Regions from separate parts of the Homo sapiens genome. Here region 2 is linked to region 1. A link is a loop called in an ENCODE intact Hi-C map of the cell type or tissue named here. Cell type or tissue: PC-9. All regions are shown on one strand. Each heading gives the region's core, and the rest is flanking DNA. Links, peaks and the distances in the headings are about the cores only. Region 1 overlaps ADAM12 (ADAM metallopeptidase domain 12). Region 2 overlaps ADAM12 (ADAM metallopeptidase domain 12).

Region 1 (9,170 bases), core at 513-8,512:
CAAAAAGAACGTCTGAAATGTGTAAAACATAATTTTTCTTGGCTGAAGCACCTCCATTCCACACAGGAATTTCACTATACTTGCTTTTTATAAAATAAAACGTCTGTTGCAATATTTACCTTAAATATGATTTTAGTAACAACTGAACCAAGCTATTTCTTCTCCTTCAGACTATAATTCTTTCCAATAGGTGTTGGTAGGAAGGCATAGACATATTAATATGCATGTCAAATAAAGAATACTTTCTAGTTTCTTATAGGAAATTACTACTACAATCCCTATAGATTAAATAAAATGTACACTCTGATTAGTTATTAAGGTAAGAAACTTTCAGTTTAGAAATAAAGGTTTTTTGTGGTTTTTACTGAATTAAAAACCTGACCATCGCTGTCTCCATAATTCATTCTTCCTTCCTTACTCCTTCGCTGATGACAACTAGTTGGGCACCTGAACTTTCACAAAAGATGTCCAGTTAAAAGGAGCCAGTATGGAACTTTGTACACAATTTCCCCTGTATTCTACTATCTGCAACAATGTGAAACTTTTTAATTTTAATTTTTAATTTCAATGTGAAATAAAAAGTCTTGAAAGGAGACATTTTTTTCTTTCGGTGGTTTAAAGATCGAGTCTCACTTTGACCTTCGGAAAAATGTTAGAGCATTTCAGAGACACGTACGTCTGCGAACCTGCAGTGATTTGGGGACTTTATACAACTTGAAGCCACTTGAGTTCTGTAGACACTCAGAGATTATGAGAATTCTGTTGATATGAAGCTCTTTTGCCTCTTGGCCCCGGCAAAATTGTACGTTGTGAGTAGTTTGTATTTTTAGTTGAAGGTTTTGCTTTGGAGTTCAACTGCAATTTTACTTTCGTTGTCATCTTAAATCTGTAATTTTGAGAGAAAGTTTTTAAAAATATCTTCAATCCACTGCAGCAATTATTCTGACTGCAGAGTGACCTTTATCTTCTTCTGGTTAAAGAGAGAGAGAGAGAGAGAGAGAAGTAGTAGAGCATTTTGGGGTTTTTCAAACCCTCGGATTACAGGGTAGGACACCTCAAGATACAAAAGCAAGATTTTCAGACTTCGTAATGTCATTGGATAGTCATTAAATTTATACAAAATTACAGTTCAGTGAACTTAAGGATAGGCTGAAAAAGGTAAAAGTGGTAATAGTCAGAAAGGCTGAAATCTGGAATCAATTAACTGAAAACAAATTAACCAACAATTATGGTATGCCCTGTTTATTTTTCTAAAGATCTTGAAATAAAGCAAAAGTTTTCCACAGGTACTAATAGCTAGAAACCCATGGGAATAAGTTTCGGAGTAGAACTTCCCCACATGGGGTGGATCTCCAGCCACAGTGGAAGAAGAATCGACTGAGATGTTTGGAAGTTTTAATTGCCAAGGCATTAAGACAAGAGTGAATGGAAGTGGACAAGGAGGCCTGGCACTGGTGCTGTACATCCTGTGCGTTGCAGCCCCAGAGCCTTTCCACTGGACGAGCTCTGACCTTGCAAAAAGAAGGCCCGCCCATTCTTTCCCTGGACGTTCTTTATGTGAACGACAACGTTGCTGAACTAGCCTGCTGCCTCTCTCTGGGGCAGGCCTCTCTGCTCGAGGTAGAAGGTCTTGCTCAGAGCCAACACCTCTCTGTTTTTGTTTCTGCCTGGTCTTTCTTTCTATCAATGGGAGCACCTCGGTTCTCTGGGTTCTTACCACTTCCCTTTTTCTTTCTTCATTTCACCGTTGTATCTCCAGGTCTTTGATCCACTCTAAGAATGGCTTCTCAGCTCTGTTCCTTGTCACCACCACTCTCTCATCTGGTGACTACATCATGTCTTCCCTGTACATTGCCAGTTCCCCATCTCCCAGGGCTGCTGTAATGAAGCACCACAAACTGAGTGGCTTCAAACAACAGAAACTCGGTCTCTCGCAGCTCTGGAAGGCAGAAATCCTAAATCCAGGACTTGTGACTTCTGGCAGGGCCACGTTCCCTCCCAAGGCTCTGGGAGGAACCCTTCCTCGCCTCTTCCAGCTTCTGGTGCTTGCCTGGGGTTCCCTGGCGTTTTTGGCTCGTGGCAACAACACTCCAGTCTCTGCCTCCCTTGTCACTTGGCCTTTTCCCCTGTTTCTCTTCTGTATCTCTGTTTCGTCTCATGGCAGCCTCCTCTCTGCGTGCCTGTGTTCAAATTTCCCTCTCCTTGTAAGGCCCACACTACTCCAGTATGACCTCAACTTAGCTTGGTTACGTCTGCAAAGAACCTATTTTTAAATAAAGTCACCATCACAGGTGCCGGGAAGTAGGAGTTAAACGTATCTTTTTGGAAGGACGGTTCAACCCACGGCACACATCATGTTATCCTTTCTCAAATGATCCCTTTTTCTCACTCCGTTGTTCAATAACCATTTGGCCTGTGGAAGAAATTCTGACTACTTTAGCCTGATGCTCATACTCTTTTCCAGCCTGGACAACCCCACCTTTCTAGGATCACGTCCTATTACCTCCCATATGAGAAATTTATGCCCTGCCCAGACTGGTCTACTGTTTCTAGAACATTCCATGTGCCATTTACAATATCTGTGCCTTTGCTTACAGCATCTCTGTTGCTTTGATTTAACCACCACCACCACCCTGCCCCCATCACGTACACAAAATCTAAGTCCTAACAACTCTCCAACGTCCATCTCAAACCACATCCTGGGCTCTTTCTCTAGAGTCTTGGAGACTCCAACCTATTGAGAATCCTCTCTCCTTTGAACATTCTGAACCATTTAGAGCTTCTCATCTGGTGCTTTGTTGCTGCTGATGTTGCTCTTGCCATAAATAGCTAACGTTCCTGGAGAGTTCACTGGGCACCGTAACTGAGCTCTTTGCACACATTATCTTATTGGCACCCCACGGCAGCTCCACAGTGTGGGAACCATTATATCGTGGTGTTGTCGATTAAGATGCTGAGGCTGAGGGAGGCAAATCCCTTGCCCAAGATCTCACCAAGTAGTGGGAGATGGAGACAGGAGTCGTGCTGATTTTTCTGACTCCAAAATTCTGGTTTTTAACCTCCAAATGCTCCTGCTTTTATTGGTGTTGGTTACTGTTCAATTTCATTTTCATAATTAGAGCATAAACTTCCTGAGCCTTGAGACCATACTTGAAGGCATCTGATCGTGTTTGGGGATCAATGTCATGGTTATTAATCTGTTACTCCATTTTCAAAGACAAAAACCATTGAGTTAACTGAAGACCTAGGAAGTCTGGAGTCCTTCCTGCTCCCTCCTAGTGCCCTCAGACCATCCAGTCCCCGTGTGAGCTGCACTTCTTGCCAACCTTAACAGCTTGCACCTGTTCCACCTCATTATGTGGCCCAGGTCAGACCCTGCATGGAAATACCAATTCATAGAATATTCTAATTAATAGAACAGTGAATATTAAAGAGCATCTCGTAGGTGGTAATTGTCTGGTAACTAGTGTGTAAGTCACTGTCCTTCCTTCTGTTGATGGACTATATACATAGGTCATGGTGCGTGTGGAAGACCCCATTGAGTGCCTGTATTTTGTGCCAGTGGGCTTTTGTTTTTGTTAGTCAATCATTTGACCAAAAAGCATTGCTTTGATCAGGTGCACACTGTCTATGTTTGTTAATAGAACAAACCTTAATGCCTTTCTCAAGGTCATGCACAATCTCAATTAGCTAGAGAGACAGGGATAGGATGACTTATTTTAAAAGAATGCATCCTTATTCTTTCATTATCAGGGAATATTACTGACATGTACAGAAACTTTATATGTATTCCATTTGTAATTCTAAATGTTTATTTTTCTCTGATTTAGTAAAATAACTCACTGAAGTCTAAAAATGAAAACCTGGTTTTGTTTAGATGTGTAAGACGGTCCGAGACACACTCTGGGAAGCAGCAGCAGCTTCCCACAGACAGGGTCACATGATGCATGGGGCTGATGACACTTGATGAGCAGAGGTTTATGGGAGCGTTTCTGCGGTAGAATCCCAACGCATTAGCTGGAGGCCAGGAGGGGCTGCGAACTTGACAATATGGCTGAGTCATGGGTAGTCGTTGAAATTGGCTGGTGGCCGTTATGCCTAAAATGACTCATGCACTGCAAGCAGATATGATTGTTGGCATGACTTGAAATGAACACCGGCCATTTCAGCGGGATGGTCAGGCCCGCTGATCTCGATGGTGATTAGGTGGATAAGTTTTCAGCAGGGCTGGGTTGCCTCATCCTCCTGTCATTGTCCAAGGCTTTGAAATCACTTTTTCTTACACTTTACTGAATCATCTAGATAATTGCCCCAAACGAAACCTTCATTCAGGTGGTTAGTCTAAACTTATTGGGGTCTTCAACCTGGTAAGCAGGTAGTTTTAAAGTGAGACTGAGGACTTGACTACATAACTTAAATTCCTTATTCCTAGGGCCCCAAAAGCACAAAGCTCACCATAAAAAGACACAGATGCCCTGAAAGAAATTTCTGGAATCTACAGGCCTTCTGCTCAAGCCTACCTTCCTTACTCTTTGATATCAGATAGTGGTAATAAAATGGGACATATTTCTGATATACTGGGAAAAGTCATTTCTTCCCCTCTTGAAAAATGTTCTCCTCTTTTCTCACCACAGCTGGGAGTTTCTAATATGAATAAAGTGCCAGGAATTTGGCAGTAACAGTATATTCATAAATACACATGAAATTTGGTGGGGTTTAAAGAAAAATAAAATGGAAAGAGCATATTGTCAGGTTTAAGCACAGACCTACCTTGAGATGAAAACTGAGTCTGTTTGTAATGGTTGTTCATTTGCTTTGCAAGGATGCGTGCCAGGCACTCAGCCTCATCCAGAGGTGCAGGCAGAGATCCCCGGCACCCACAGCTGGGTAGGAGCAGCAGGGGAGGTGCTGGATCTCTGTCTTCAGGCCCAGAAACAGAAGCTGCAGGATTCACACGAGCTAAAGGCTACACTGGCCCTGGTTGCACATTTTGCGTCCACAAACCAGATAGCAAATATTTCACTGCAAGAGCCGGTGAAATGCAGAACATATGGCCCCTCCCAATGGCTCCAGGAGCTGGAGACAAATCCAGCATGTGGGTGATGAGACTTGCCGGGCCCTTCTGGTCTCTCTCCTGGTTGTGTAAATTCTGTCGTCTTACACTTCATTAGACCAGAAAAAGGTACAGACCTTCCTGATAGCGTGACCTCCCCTCTGCCATGGCAGGGTTGAGATTCAGTCTTTGAAATGTGTCTACTGATGCCGGAGAGCATGGGCGTCTGCAACGGTGACTGACCCCTCTCCTGTCCTGCATCTGCACCTCCCACAGGGGGCTTTCCAGGGAGGGCCGTGGACTCAAGGGAGGAGAGCAAGGCCCGTAGTGGCTGTCCATCTTGACTGAACACCAGCCCCAACCCATGAGGAGATACCTGGTTTGCATCTTCACGCTTCTTAGGAAACAGTGATGTTAATTTGGAACACATGTCTTTGTGTGGAATGAAGAACTGTAATTTCACATTGAAGCCCCAGTCCCTTCCCTCTCCCATTCCTGCAGTTCACGGAGGTGATGTCACCCCATGCGTGGTGGAGACTTAGGCCTTCCACGTACCACCCGCTGTCTGGGGCTTTCAGGCCTGTGAAGCATTTTCTTGCTTCTTCTCCACTCATAACCTCCCTCCCTTCCCAAAGATGTCCCTACCAGCATCACTTCTCTCTGTCACATGGCCACCTAAGTATCTTTACTTCAGCCTCCAAATTCATTGACTATTTGTTGGGCACCAGTGATATATAAATACCAAATGCAGCCAGGCAGGCTCCTGCATGCCAAACCCAGGTCTGTTTCTCAGGCTTACCTCTGTGTCCTCAGATGCTCAACCATCCGGCCTTCCTTAAATCAGTCATTTAGTTCCCAGCAATGAGAAATTCCCTGACTTCCATTCCATCTTTGTGCTGCTCCTCTTCGGACTCCTGGCTTGGTTGTGCTTCCTCTGCAACCCCAGGAGGGAAGCACACGACTGTCCTCTCCCACAGGGTCACTCACAGTCTTGCTGTGGACCTCCTGTGGTGCACAGCCTCCAGGCTGCATCACCAAAACCCTCAACTTGCCTCCCTTCCGCTCAAGCCTGGGACATGTATCCCGAGCTTGTTCTATGTTCTGGGCACCAGGCTCGGCCTCAGGGATTCGAGGACAGATCAGATGCAGCTGGCTTCTTCCAGAGTTCACCAATGGACTTTGTCCAAAAGATGCCTTGTCACTCCCTGTAGGGGCCCTAGTCAGTGCCCTTTCCAACCAGCTCATCTTTGCTTCGTCATCTCTAAGTCTGTCTTTACAAATAGCTCCTCACCTAGCCATGTCTTCCACACCACCCCTGCCTCCACCTGGGACCGTGTCTTCTTTATCTCAGGTCTGGATTGCACGGCAGATTTCTACTTCTTTCTCTTCTTCCCATCTTAAAGCCACAGCAGCTCCCTCTTACCCAAAATGATGGGTCAAATTTGTCAGCCCGGCTTCCAAGGCCTCTATACCCTAGATCCCCTGCCCTATCTGAATTTTTCCTTTGTCCCCTAGTCTCCCACTGAAGCCAAACGACATTCCCTGATTTTCCCTGACTGACATTTTTGAAAAGTTAAAATCAAATTCCCCACTTTTTTTTTATTTTACAAGAAGCAACAGATGCTCCTTACAGAAAATTACAGAAAGGAAAGGAGGAAATCTTTAAGTATTCATAATCTCACCCACCAGCAACTAACTATAACTAATCAGGCAGTTACCATGAACTATGACTTTTACTACACAAATTTATTTCTGAGCACGTGTATTATGTATTGTAGTTATTTGAGTGGATGAGTTATTTTCTGTCAACCCCAGTTCTTACCCACTCTTGTATCCCACCTAGCATCCAACATGACTCAGCGACATAGAAGGGGCCCAGTAGGTCATTGAGCCAATCAGAGTTGCTCAGTAAATGTGTCTTCAATCAAATGTAGACAAATAAGTTATGTCAAAGCACAAACTTCAGAAAGTTAAAGCCATGGCTCTCACATAAACCTATAGTGAGCATCTGTCAAAGGTTTATGCAGCTGATTGATGAGGGAACCAGCAGGATGCCAAAGCAGGCTCAGGGAGAACAAGGAAGGTTGAGAGAAGCCTGCTAGCTCACATCCAGAACCGGCTCATGTTCTTCCAGGCAATGAAACCATCACTTTAGCGCTTTATCTTTTCTGCCTGACAGATATCACTTGCCATTTCTCAGTCTTCTGCAAGTTAACATCTAACTTTACAGAATCAGGTCCCTAATCAATAGCAAATGGTAAATCAACCCAAATAGCATCCCCTAGAATGAGGGTCTACAAACGTTTTCTGTGAAGGGCCAGTTATTAAACATCTCAGACTTTGCAGACCATGCAGTCTCTGTTGCAGTTACCCCACTCTTTTTGCCACAACACAAAAGCTGCCATAAGCAACACGTTAAGTAGCTGCATTCCTATAAAACTTTATAAGAAACAGGCCCCTGGAGGCCATCCGCTAACCCCTGCCCCACTTAGATGCATTCTAGGCCAGCTTGTGAGACGGTGATCGGGTTTTACTTTGAAAGCAGACATAGTGAGCTTTTCACCTTATTTCCAAGTTTTAGGTAACTTAACAGTTTCATGGACCCCTGTCTTTTAGATATCAGTTCCCAAGTTTATCATATAAATTGTATCATATAAATAGAGTAGTCACATTTAAAAATGGTGTCTAAGAATTCAACAATATTTAAGATTGATACATAATGCAGATTTTTAAAATTGTATTTTTTATTGAAAAATTTAAGAATCATATATATCATATACATGTTGTTTTGAAATATGTATATATTGTTGAAGGGCTTAACTGGTCTAATTAACGTATGTTGGTTTTTGTTTTTGTTCTTGTTTTTTGGGTGGGGGATGGAGTTTTGCTCTTATTGCCCAGGCTGGAGTGCAATGGTGCGATTTGGCTCACTGCAACCTCTGCCTCCCGGGTTCAAGCGATTCTCCTGTCTCAACTTCCCGAGTAGCTGGGATTACAAGCACACACCACCACACCTGGCTAATTTTTCTATTTTTAGTAGAGATGGGGTTTCACCATGTTGGCCAAGCCAATCTCGAACCCCTGATCTGAGGTGATCCACCCACCTGGGCCTCCCAAGGTGCTGGGATTATACACATGAGCCACCACACCTGACCAACATATGTATTATTTCACACATTTTTGTGTGTATGTGGTGAGAACACTTAAAATCTATTCTTTTAGCAATTTTCCAGAATGTGATACACTGGTATTAACTGTAGTTACCATATTGCACAGTAGATCTTGAACTTATTCCTCCTAACCGAAATTTTGTGTCCTTTGACCCACATCTCTCCACCCCCAAGCCCTCCACCCCTGGTAAGCTCTGCTTTTAAGAGTTAACTTTTTAAGATTCTACATATAAAGGAGAACAATATTTAAGGCAGATACGTAATTAGTGCAGATTTTTTAATACTACAATCATGCGACCTTAGCTTAAAGTAACAAGACTATCAAATTCTACCTCACTGCCATAGGCATTCAAGCGTTGCCTGCCAGCAGAATTTTGGGGGCCACATGAGGTCTGATTATCCCGTTGAGACAAAGTTTTGAAGATGTTCCTAGCATTCTGTGTTACATACGTATGTCAACAGACATTATACAAGGGTACGATTACAGGCAAATACAGAAACATTCACTGCAGACCCAGAACCAGGGTTGCAACTTTCTACCCTGAAGCTCTGAATGAGCAATTTTGCTTCCACAAAACCACATTACCCATTAGGCTGAATTAATATCCTTCAATTGAGTGGTCTTGGGTTGGTAATTTACTCTGTATTTCATTTGTGAATTTGTTTTGATTGGTGTGTTATACACATACATTTATATTTCATTTTATTCTTGCATACATTTAAATACTATTGGGATAAAAATATTGTAAGTCAACACCAGGGGTCTCTGAGAATTGGAGACTTTCTCTACGTGTGAGAAATGCTACATTAAATCACGTTTTATTTGTCACTGGCTCAGCCAGATTACCCAAGTCTGCTTCCCGATAAATGGTGAGGTGTACACTTCCCTTTGATTCCTTGCCTTTTATTTGTCTCAGAAAGCTTAAAGGATTCTTCTCTAGTCTGCA
Region 2 (9,170 bases), core at 659-8,658, 54 kb before region 1:
GGTTAGGTGGTTGCTGTCAAGTGAAAGGGAATCCAGGCTGGCAGTACACATACAGGTGGTGTCAGTGTTCAGGGAGGAAGGGGCTGAGAGTGGGCACTGCAGGCCTTATGCAGGATGCAGAAGTGGACTGGGGAGCCCCCAGGTGGCCAGTGGGTGGGCTACTGCTAAGAGTGGATGGTCAAATGCTCTGCAAAATATGAAAAGCTGCAAAACCACAGAAGTCCCTCCATCATCATCATCATCATCATCATTATTATTATTATTCCCATCCAAAGGTGCAGGAACAGTATTTCTTAGGAATATATATGCAATATAGTACTTAAAGAACCAGCCTTTGCAATGTTGGTGTTAATATAAAAGAGATTTCTGGATAAACCTACTATCTCCCCATCCTCTAGGGCTCCTATCTCATCTGTCTCCATTCTTTTGAAGCCCTCCAGAGTGATTCAGGGAAAATTTTCTCCAGTTCCTCTGCTTTTTAGTTGGTATAGTCTCTGCTTCTCTGCACTGGGCTATTGTCCAGATAAATGAAGTAGACTCCTGGATTTGTAGACTTTCTAAGTGGAAGTAGATGGAAGTGAGGATGTCTGCTGGAAGGTAAGCTCCTGAAGGCCCCAGGGCTGAATCCCCACCTCCCAGACCAGAGTCTGACACACAGCGACGGCTCAAGGTAGTAGAACCTCTATCAATGCAGAGGGAATGAAGGGACCTCAGAGATCACTGTGGCCACGTCACCCATTTTACAGATGGAGACTGGAAGAGCAGGGAGGTTTAGACACTTGCCCAAGATCCCGTAGTTGTTGGTAGAGTTAGAAACTAAAACAAAGGGTCCAGGTCATAAACCCAGAGTTGTTTCCTAATACATTGGCCTTCTACTGTTACAGAGCCATAGGACTCTGCATTCATGTTTACCCATTCATTCACAAACTAAGCGTTCATTCATACAATGTGATTGGTAGATCTTAGACCAATGGCTTTCGTTCTGCTTGGACATTAGAATCACCTGGAGCAAAAACCAAAGTTGCCAGGTAGGGGGGTGATTTGATTTACTTTTACCTGGACATAAGTATTTTTCTTAAGTGTCCCAGGTGATCTGCAGAAGCAACAGGGTTGAGCACCACCGTGGCAGACTTGGCTGGTCCTAACTACCAGCCGTGGTGGGCGAGTGAAGATATTCCTTTGGCTGGGTGGTAAGTGCCCTGACGAGATGCCCATGGGCACCCACCTCCTTCCCTGCACCGTTCCTGATGCCGAAGGCCCTTGGACAGCCTGCACTAGCTGGATCTGGCTCCGGTAGAGGCGAGGGAAGGATAACACCATAATGACCAGGCGTGTGCCTCGGCTGTCTGCTGCCTCTGTGCAGACATCTCTGAGACTAGCTGCAATGGGGCCAGTTAGCTTTGCCATCCCCCCTTCAGAGTATCATTCAGTTGTCCTGGAGACAACCCTCATGGAGCCAGGTGCTTTGTTGGGGATTCAAAGAAAGGTAAGACGAAGTCCCCATCAGGAGGGACCCTCCGTGGGCAGGAGGAAGTGTGTTTTGATATTAGTATAAAGCGAGGTTGTACTATTTTGTTTAATGCTAGGATTTAAAAATCAGTTTTCCTGGAAACCTTTGCTGTTTGCTTTTTACAAAATTTAATAGTATGGCCATGATGACATCATCAATGTTTAAACTGCCTTATTGGACCCTCCTAGTCCTCCTGCCATGAAGGGGCTGCGTTCTAAGGGTGAGTGTGTGAGGTGGAGCCGTGGGGAGGAAGCTGGGACTGAATGCGAACGAGAGCTGGACTCGGGACACCATCTGAGATTGCCACACACCTGAGGCTTCTTTTTGAGGTACAAAAGGAGCAGTTTCTTACTTCCCAAAGTAAGTCAAAACCTGAGTCTGTTCAGTTCTCAGGCCTCACAAACTTTCATTGAGTGTAGCAAAAGGAAGACAGGAAGAAACCTGTACTTATCACCACCTGACATCAGCCTGAGTGCCAGCTGGCCGGCGACACCACTGGGAGCTGGGACTGCTAGTGTGGAACCCACAGAGGGTGGCATTGCAGGACAAGTCAGCAGATGGGCTCACGACAGGAATGCCCCAAAGCTGTCCAAGCTGACCCCACTTCGGGTGCAGGAAAGCCGTGCTCCGAGGGTGGCCCCTGTCCAAATGCCACCGGGGGCTGGTGACCGGGGCGAACTATGGCCAGAACATGAGACTTCTGTGGTTTGTAAAGGGGGACTGATGTCAGGGAAGAGAGATGGTGCCCTAATTGTCTTAATTATGGTTTATGTCAAGAGAGATGACGTTTTAATGGTTCTAATGACAGTTCCAGGCTGTCAGTACACTCTTAAGTCCTATTGTCTTGAAGCAATTTCTGAACAGGTGAAGAAACCCCTGCAAAACAGAGGGGCCTCCCCAGCGATGGCGACTGTTGCACAGTTCAGAGGAGGCCTGGGAGCATGTGAGCAGAGCGGTCAGTGGCCTTTGTCCTCACTACGGTGGTGGCTCCATGGATGCTCTGGATCCTAGGGAAGGAAGGAAGGAAGAACAGCAGTTCAGGAGGGCCAAGGAAAGGGCCTCCCGCCTGGACCGGGTGTGGAATTGACGCTGAGTAACACACCTGTGCAGGTGGACTCTGTGAGCAAGGCAAGAGGAGATGAGGAGAGCATCCGCAGGGGAAGAGGCCAAGACTGCATCCTGAGAAGGAAGTGTTGTCAGTTGCTCTTGCTGGGGTGAAGCTGACCAGACCGCAGGTTCTTCCTGGAGCCAGTGACAATGCCGACAGCTGACACAGAGGGAGCACATGACTTGCGCTTGGCATTTTCACCTGCATTATCTTGTTTATTCCTCACATCAACCCTATAAGGTATGTGCCATTACTGTCCTTGTCTTCCAGCCAAGGAAACTGAGGCACAGCCCTATCAAATGACTCCCACCAGGTCACGCAGCTGATAGGTGCCAGAGCTGGCTGCAGACCCAGGGAGGCTGCCTGCAGACCCCAAGCTACAAACCTGTTCTAATGGCTGAGAGCTGAACACACCTCCGGAGCCTCCCAAGGGAAAGGAAGGGATGAGCTGGGAAGATGGACAGTGCTGCCCAGGAGGGGACTGGGGAAGGGTAGCAGAGGGGCCATAGGACCTTGGAGGATGGCCACTGAATGGCTCTGACTGAAGATAGCACTGGGCTGGGTGAGCCGGCAGAGACATAGCGCCCTGGAAGTCTGGCCTTCAGCATCCTGTGCTGTAATTGCTCAACTCCAGGTACAGGATGGGGCATGGCAGGCCTGCCAGTGAAGAGAAACGGGGAGGGCTTAGGGCTCACCTCACTCATCCTTGAGGCTTCTCTCATGGAGCCTGTGCCAGCTCAGGCCAGGCAAGAACCGCATCTCATTCCCTGCTTATCCCAGGCTCTGCCCTGGTCCCTACAAGCCCTCTGGGAGGAAGAGTGGGACAGTATGAGGAGGAGAGCAGAAGCCCTCCCCCCACCCAACCCACAAAGATCTGCTCAAGCAAAGTGAGTCCAGGAGCTGTCAGAGGAGCAGGGTTTTCTCTGGGGGGTGGGTGTTCCCCCTCTTAGCCCAAGCTCTGCCACACGAGAAGCAGATGTCTTGTTCTAATCTTCAAGTGGGATGATTCGTGGACACTGCCATTAGCTAGTTTTCTTAACATGAAGAGACAGCTGCTTAGTGGCTATTTCTATGTGGGCTGAGCTCATTCAGTAGAGCAGCTTTCCCCTCTGGAGAACAAGAGAATGATAAGCGAGCATAAATCATGCTAAAAGGAACGACTCCTCATCATGAGTCATTAGGACACATGCCACATTGGCGAGCAGATGAAAAACCTTTGATGAAGACCAGTTGTAAAAGCACAAGCTAATGCTGGAGAAATGCATCATGGTGACTTGAAAGTGTAATATATGCATGCTCACGCTTTCGGTCTTAAAAAAAAAAATTGCAGTAAATGTCAAGAGTGGTCAGAAACCATTTCCTGTGCTGGACCCTGCAGGGAGAGGTTCAGGGAAGGGTGGGTTTGGAAGAATACTTCAAATCAGTGAGTGCTAAGCATATTTTGGCACAGTCCTTCTGGAATGGCATCAGGAATGTGAACCACAGTCCTAAACAGGTATGTCCTGTTATGTGACAGTAGCTATAATAGAACGTCACTTCAGGGTTTCGAGAGCACATATCAGAGCATGGTTGAAAAATCATCCAGAGAAATTCCAAAGAAGACCATGAAGTTGCAAGTGCCACCTTTGTCCCTTTCTACAAGGAGCAGGAGGCAGTATGCCAGGGCTAAGGCATCAGCTCTGCACCCAGGCAACCTGCTCAGTGTCCCTGTTCTACCACTTCATAGCTGTGTGACTGTGGTGGTTAATTTAGGTGTCAACTTGACTGGGTTAACAGACACCGAGAAAGCGGGTAAAGCATTATGTATGGATGTATCCATGAGGAGGGTGTTTCTGGAAGAGATCAGCATTTGAATTGGTGAACTGAGTAAGAAAGATCCCCCGTAACCCAATGTGGGTGGGCACCATCCAGTCAGTTGAGGGCCTGGATAGAACAAAAATAGAGGAAAAGTGAATTTGCCCACTTTCTCTTCTGGAGCTGGGACACTCATCTTCTCCTGCCCTTGGTTGAACATCAGAACTCCAGGTCTCCAGCCTTTAGACTCTGGCCTCCCAGGTCCTCAGACCTTTGGCCTTAGACAGAGTTACATCATCAGCTCCCTTGGTGTTCGGGCCTTTGAACTTGGACTGAGATATGCCACCAACTTCCCCAGTTTTCCAGCTTGCAGACAGCGTATCATGGGCCTTCTTATTCTTCATAACTGCATGAGCCAATTCCCATAATTAATCCTCTCCCATCCATCCATCCATCCCATCCATTCCATCCATCTATCTAATCCATTCTCCAATACATCCATCCCATCCATCAGTCCAATCCATCCATCTAATCCATCCATCCATCTAATCCATCCATCTCATCCATCCCATCCATTGAGTCCATCCATCATCCATCCATCCCATCCATCCACCCATCCATCCTGTCCATCCATCCATCCATCCCATCCATCCATCCAATCCATCCCATCCATCTAATCCATTCATCCCATCCATCATCCATCTCATCCATCCATCCAATCTATCCATCCCACCCAATCCATCCATCCATTTATCCATCCCATCCATCCATCAATCCTGTTCATCCAACCATCTATCCATTCTATCCATCCCATCATCCCATCCATCCATCCTATCCATCCCATCCATCCATCCTATCCATCCCATCCATCCATTGCATCCATCCCATCCATCCATCTGTCCTATCCATCCCACCCATTCATCCATCTATCCTATCCATCCCATCAATTCATGTATCCATCCCATCCATCCATCCAATCCATTCATCCCATCATCCCATCCATCCATCCAATCTATCCATCATATCCATCCATCCCATCCTATCCATCCATCCTATCCATCCATCCCATCCATCCTCTCCATCCCATCCATCCATCCTTCCTATCCATCCCATCCATCCCATCATCCCATCCATTCATCTATCCATGCATCCATCCATCCTATCCATCCTGTCCGTTCATCCATCCATCCCATCCATCCCACCCATCTATCCTATCCATCCATCTATCCATCCTGTCCATCCCATCCATTCATCCCATCCATCGCATCGATTCCATCTGTCCATCCCATCCATCCCATCCATCCATCCATCTATCCTATTGGTTCTGTTTCTCTGGAGAATTTTGACCAAGACAGTGACCTTGGGCAAGTTCTTTAACTTCTTTAAGCCTGCTTCCTCATCTAAATAAAGAATAATAACATGCTACCCACTCTCTGGACAGGTTTCTTTGATTGCAGGCAAGACAAATGCACACTGCTGACTTAAGCAGAGAGGAAATGTTTAGGAAGGAACTGGAGGAAAGCACAACGAACCAGGTCTCAGAAAGGTCGAGGACCAGACCACTTGGGGATCTTGGAAAAAGAACCGATGGACACGCTCAGCAGGGTCTGCCAAGGACTGTCCTTGTGTCATCTGGTCATGTTCCTACCCCTTGGCCAGAGGAGAACAAGCCACTTTGATGTGAGCCAGTGAGAGAGGCAGAGTTTCTATTCCCAGAAGAAAGAAGCAAGAATCTTATGGGGATTGATTAACATCATGTGTGTCAAGTTCTTAGCACCATGCCTAGTACATCATAAGAGCTGAAAAATCAGCCGTTGCATATTAACAATTATAAATTGGAATGGCTGATAGCAGATCAATAATGTAAACTATTCCAAATAAAAAGCTAATGATGCATACACATAAATGAGTGTAATAAAAATTAGAAATACGAATAAGATTGTTGGACTGTATCAGTGTCAATATCCTGGTTGTGAAATTACACTAGAGGCTTGCAAAATCTTTCCACTGGAGGAAATTGGGCAAGGTGGACAGAGATTTTCCCTGTATTATTTCTTAATAAACACATGTGAATCTACAATGGTCTCAACAAAAATTTCGGTTAACAATGTAAAGCTAATGATGGCTTCAGAATCCCAAGAAGTGTTTTGTCCCCATTGCGGTTCCTTGTTTTAATTCCCCAAGCCACAAAAAAATAATCAGAAAAATGTTGTTTACATGTAAGAGTCTTGATGGATTAAAAATTATTTTTAAAGGCTTGAGAGAAACTTAAGATACGATAAACGAGCAGGGCCAGGTCAGAATATTCCCTGCCTAAAAATGTTCATTATTAGGCATATGGTAAACTTGACTACACACACACACGCTCACACACTCCTTCCCTCCCAATAAACATGTGAACAAAATGTCAGCCTGGTTTGTCCCCAGTGGTTTATCTTAGAGAGCACTGTTTGTTCTCAAATCTTATCTATAAATGTTAGTTTATTTAAGTAAAGGTGGGCCCCAGTGAGTGTCAGCTCTGGAGGGATATTTGTTGGGTTTATTGAGTCCTTGAGTCCCTGTTTATATACTCTGGGATTATGCTGGGGGAAGAAACCTCATGCGAGGACTTTGAAGGGCCTTGCGGTCGGTATGCCCTGGCTTGCAGCTTTCTGTGGTAGTCCCGGATGGGTTGGAGTCTTGCTTTGGTGGAAGGGGAATCTAGCCATGCACCAGATTTTTGCTTACTCCTTTTCTTTCCCCTTTCTTTTTCTTCTAGCCAGTGTTTATCAGTGGCCTACTTATTGTGTATGAGTCCCTGTGCTAAGTAGTGAGGATACTAAGACCCAGTTCTCCCTTTAAGGAATTTGCAGCTTGACAGAGGACCATGGTGTGTGCTCCAATAATGAGCAGTCAGGGAAGTGGGTCTGTATGTCTTATGCATGTAACAAAGTGCTAGATGAACTCAAGAAAAGAAGAAAAGCAAATTCAGCCATGAATTCTAAATCAGAATTCCTGCAATTTAAATTACATTGCAGGCAAGGGCTGCATGTTGGTGTCAGTTTTCTTTTTGTTTTTCTTTTTTTTGAGACGGAGTCTGGCAGACTGGAGTGCAGTGGCGTGATCTCGGCTCACTGCAAGCTCCGCCTCCCGGGTTGACGCCATTCTCCTGCCTCAGCCTCCCAAGTAGCTGAGACTACAGGCACAGGCGCCCGCCACCACACGCGGCTAATTTTTTGTATTTTTACTAGAGACGGGTTTCACGGTGTTAGCCAGGATGGTCTTGATCTCCTGACCTCGTGATCCTCCCGCCTCGGCCTCCCGAAGTGCTGGGATTACAGGCATGAGCCATGGCGCCCCGCCTGGTGTTGGTTTTCTAAGGCACTTTGGCTAATTTGTAAGGCGTCTGCTTCCCCTCACAGACATAAATGCACTCCCCATCACCACCAACCCCCACCTAGACTGCCCTCTTTGTGGTCTAGAGGTAGTGGAGAGTAGAGTGTTTGCATTGGATTCTATTGGCCATTAGCTGTGTGGCTACATTTTAGTAGGGGAAATTGATTACAGAATAAAAAATATCTTCCAGAGTTAATTAGAAAGAGAGGATGAGAACATTTTAGCCTAGAGGAGGCAAGACTTAGGAGAAACATAAGCTGTGTGGCCTCAGGTAGAGTACTTAATTTCTCTGTGCCTCAGTTTCCTCCAACTGTAAAGTAAGGATAATAATTTTACTCTATAGTTGGTTCTGGAAATGAAATAGGTAAATACTTGCGAAGGCCAGACATGGTGGCTCATGCCTGTAATCCCAGCACTTCAGGAGGCCGAACGGGGCAGATCACTTGAGGTCAGGAGTTCGAGACCAGCCTGACCAACATCATGAAAACCCATCTCTACTAAAAATACAAAAATTAGCCAGGTACGATGGCGCCTGTCTGTAGTCCCAGCTACTCGGGAGGCTGAGGCAGGAGAATCACTTGAACCCAGGAGGCGGAGGTTACAGTGAGCCAAGGTCGCACCACTGCACTTCAGCCTGGGCGACAGAGACTCTGTCTCAAAATAAATAAATAAATAAATAAATAAATAAATAAATAAATACATACATACATACATACATACATACATACATACATACCTGTGAGGCTCCTAAAACAATACCTAGCTCATGGTATGCATTCGATAATTGTCAAGAGTACTGAAATGTGTTTGCTTGTTGATGAACCTGTCACATGGCAGAGACATCTGTTTGGCCACCAAGGACGAGAACAGACCAGTGAGAAGCCAAAGCAGCACAATCAGCTCTAAAACAAAAGTCACGTTGCCTCGAGGGGTGGCAAGGCCTGTGTTTGGGAGGGCCCAGCCATGACTTAGTGGCAGTTGTGTGTCCTGGTTGAGAGTCAGAAGCCTAAGGAGAGACAAAAATGGTTGTTTGTTATATGCCAGGCTCTGTGCTAAGTGCTCTCATATCAGGGGCGGGGGCCTTGCAAGTTTTGCTCATTTCCGAGTTCATTTGTTCATTCCGAGTACCTAGACAAATTCCTGACATGTGAAGTCGGCATCACCCTGGAAAGAATACGTGAATTATGGCCTTTAATTCTTCCCACTACCCAGTGATGCATAGGGGGTATGACTGCCACACTCAATCTGCAGATGAGGACACTGAGGCCTAGAGAAGGAAGTCATGTCACCCGAGTAATTTCAGCAATGAGCTGTGCCACCAGCAGGTGCAGGGCCAGAGACTTGAACCCACATCTGATACCTTCTCCAGCAATCTTCCAACAG

What was found. Hi-C counts contacts between places; a loop is a spot of excess contacts. Peaks named below come from ENCODE experiments on the same cell type or tissue, not always from the same donor. Only the 100,000 strongest peaks of a DNase experiment are listed, where the experiment ranks them.
Region 2: a loop joins it to region 1, with 11 times the contacts of the local background. A loop is called at or near these places in 6 of 110 quality-filtered maps.

The regions. Positions count from the first base shown.
Region 1 is chr10:126,194,331-126,203,500 of GRCh38, reverse strand. All of the region lies in intron 3 of ADAM12 (ADAM metallopeptidase domain 12), which reads left to right. Among named protein-coding and RNA genes, the nearest start is that of ADAM12, 190 kb to the left of the region's middle. RefSeq lists a silencer at 2,890-3,070. In PC-9, for the core only: no CTCF peak of the experiment used is centred there; a DNase peak (open chromatin) is centred at 4,090; H3K27ac peaks cover 2,355 bases.
Region 2 is chr10:126,248,002-126,257,171 of GRCh38, reverse strand. All of the region lies in intron 3 of ADAM12 (ADAM metallopeptidase domain 12), which reads left to right. Among named protein-coding and RNA genes, the nearest start is that of ADAM12, 140 kb to the left of the region's middle. RefSeq lists an enhancer at 8,799-9,170. In PC-9, for the core only: no CTCF peak of the experiment used is centred there; no DNase peak of the experiment used is centred there; H3K27ac peaks cover 49 bases.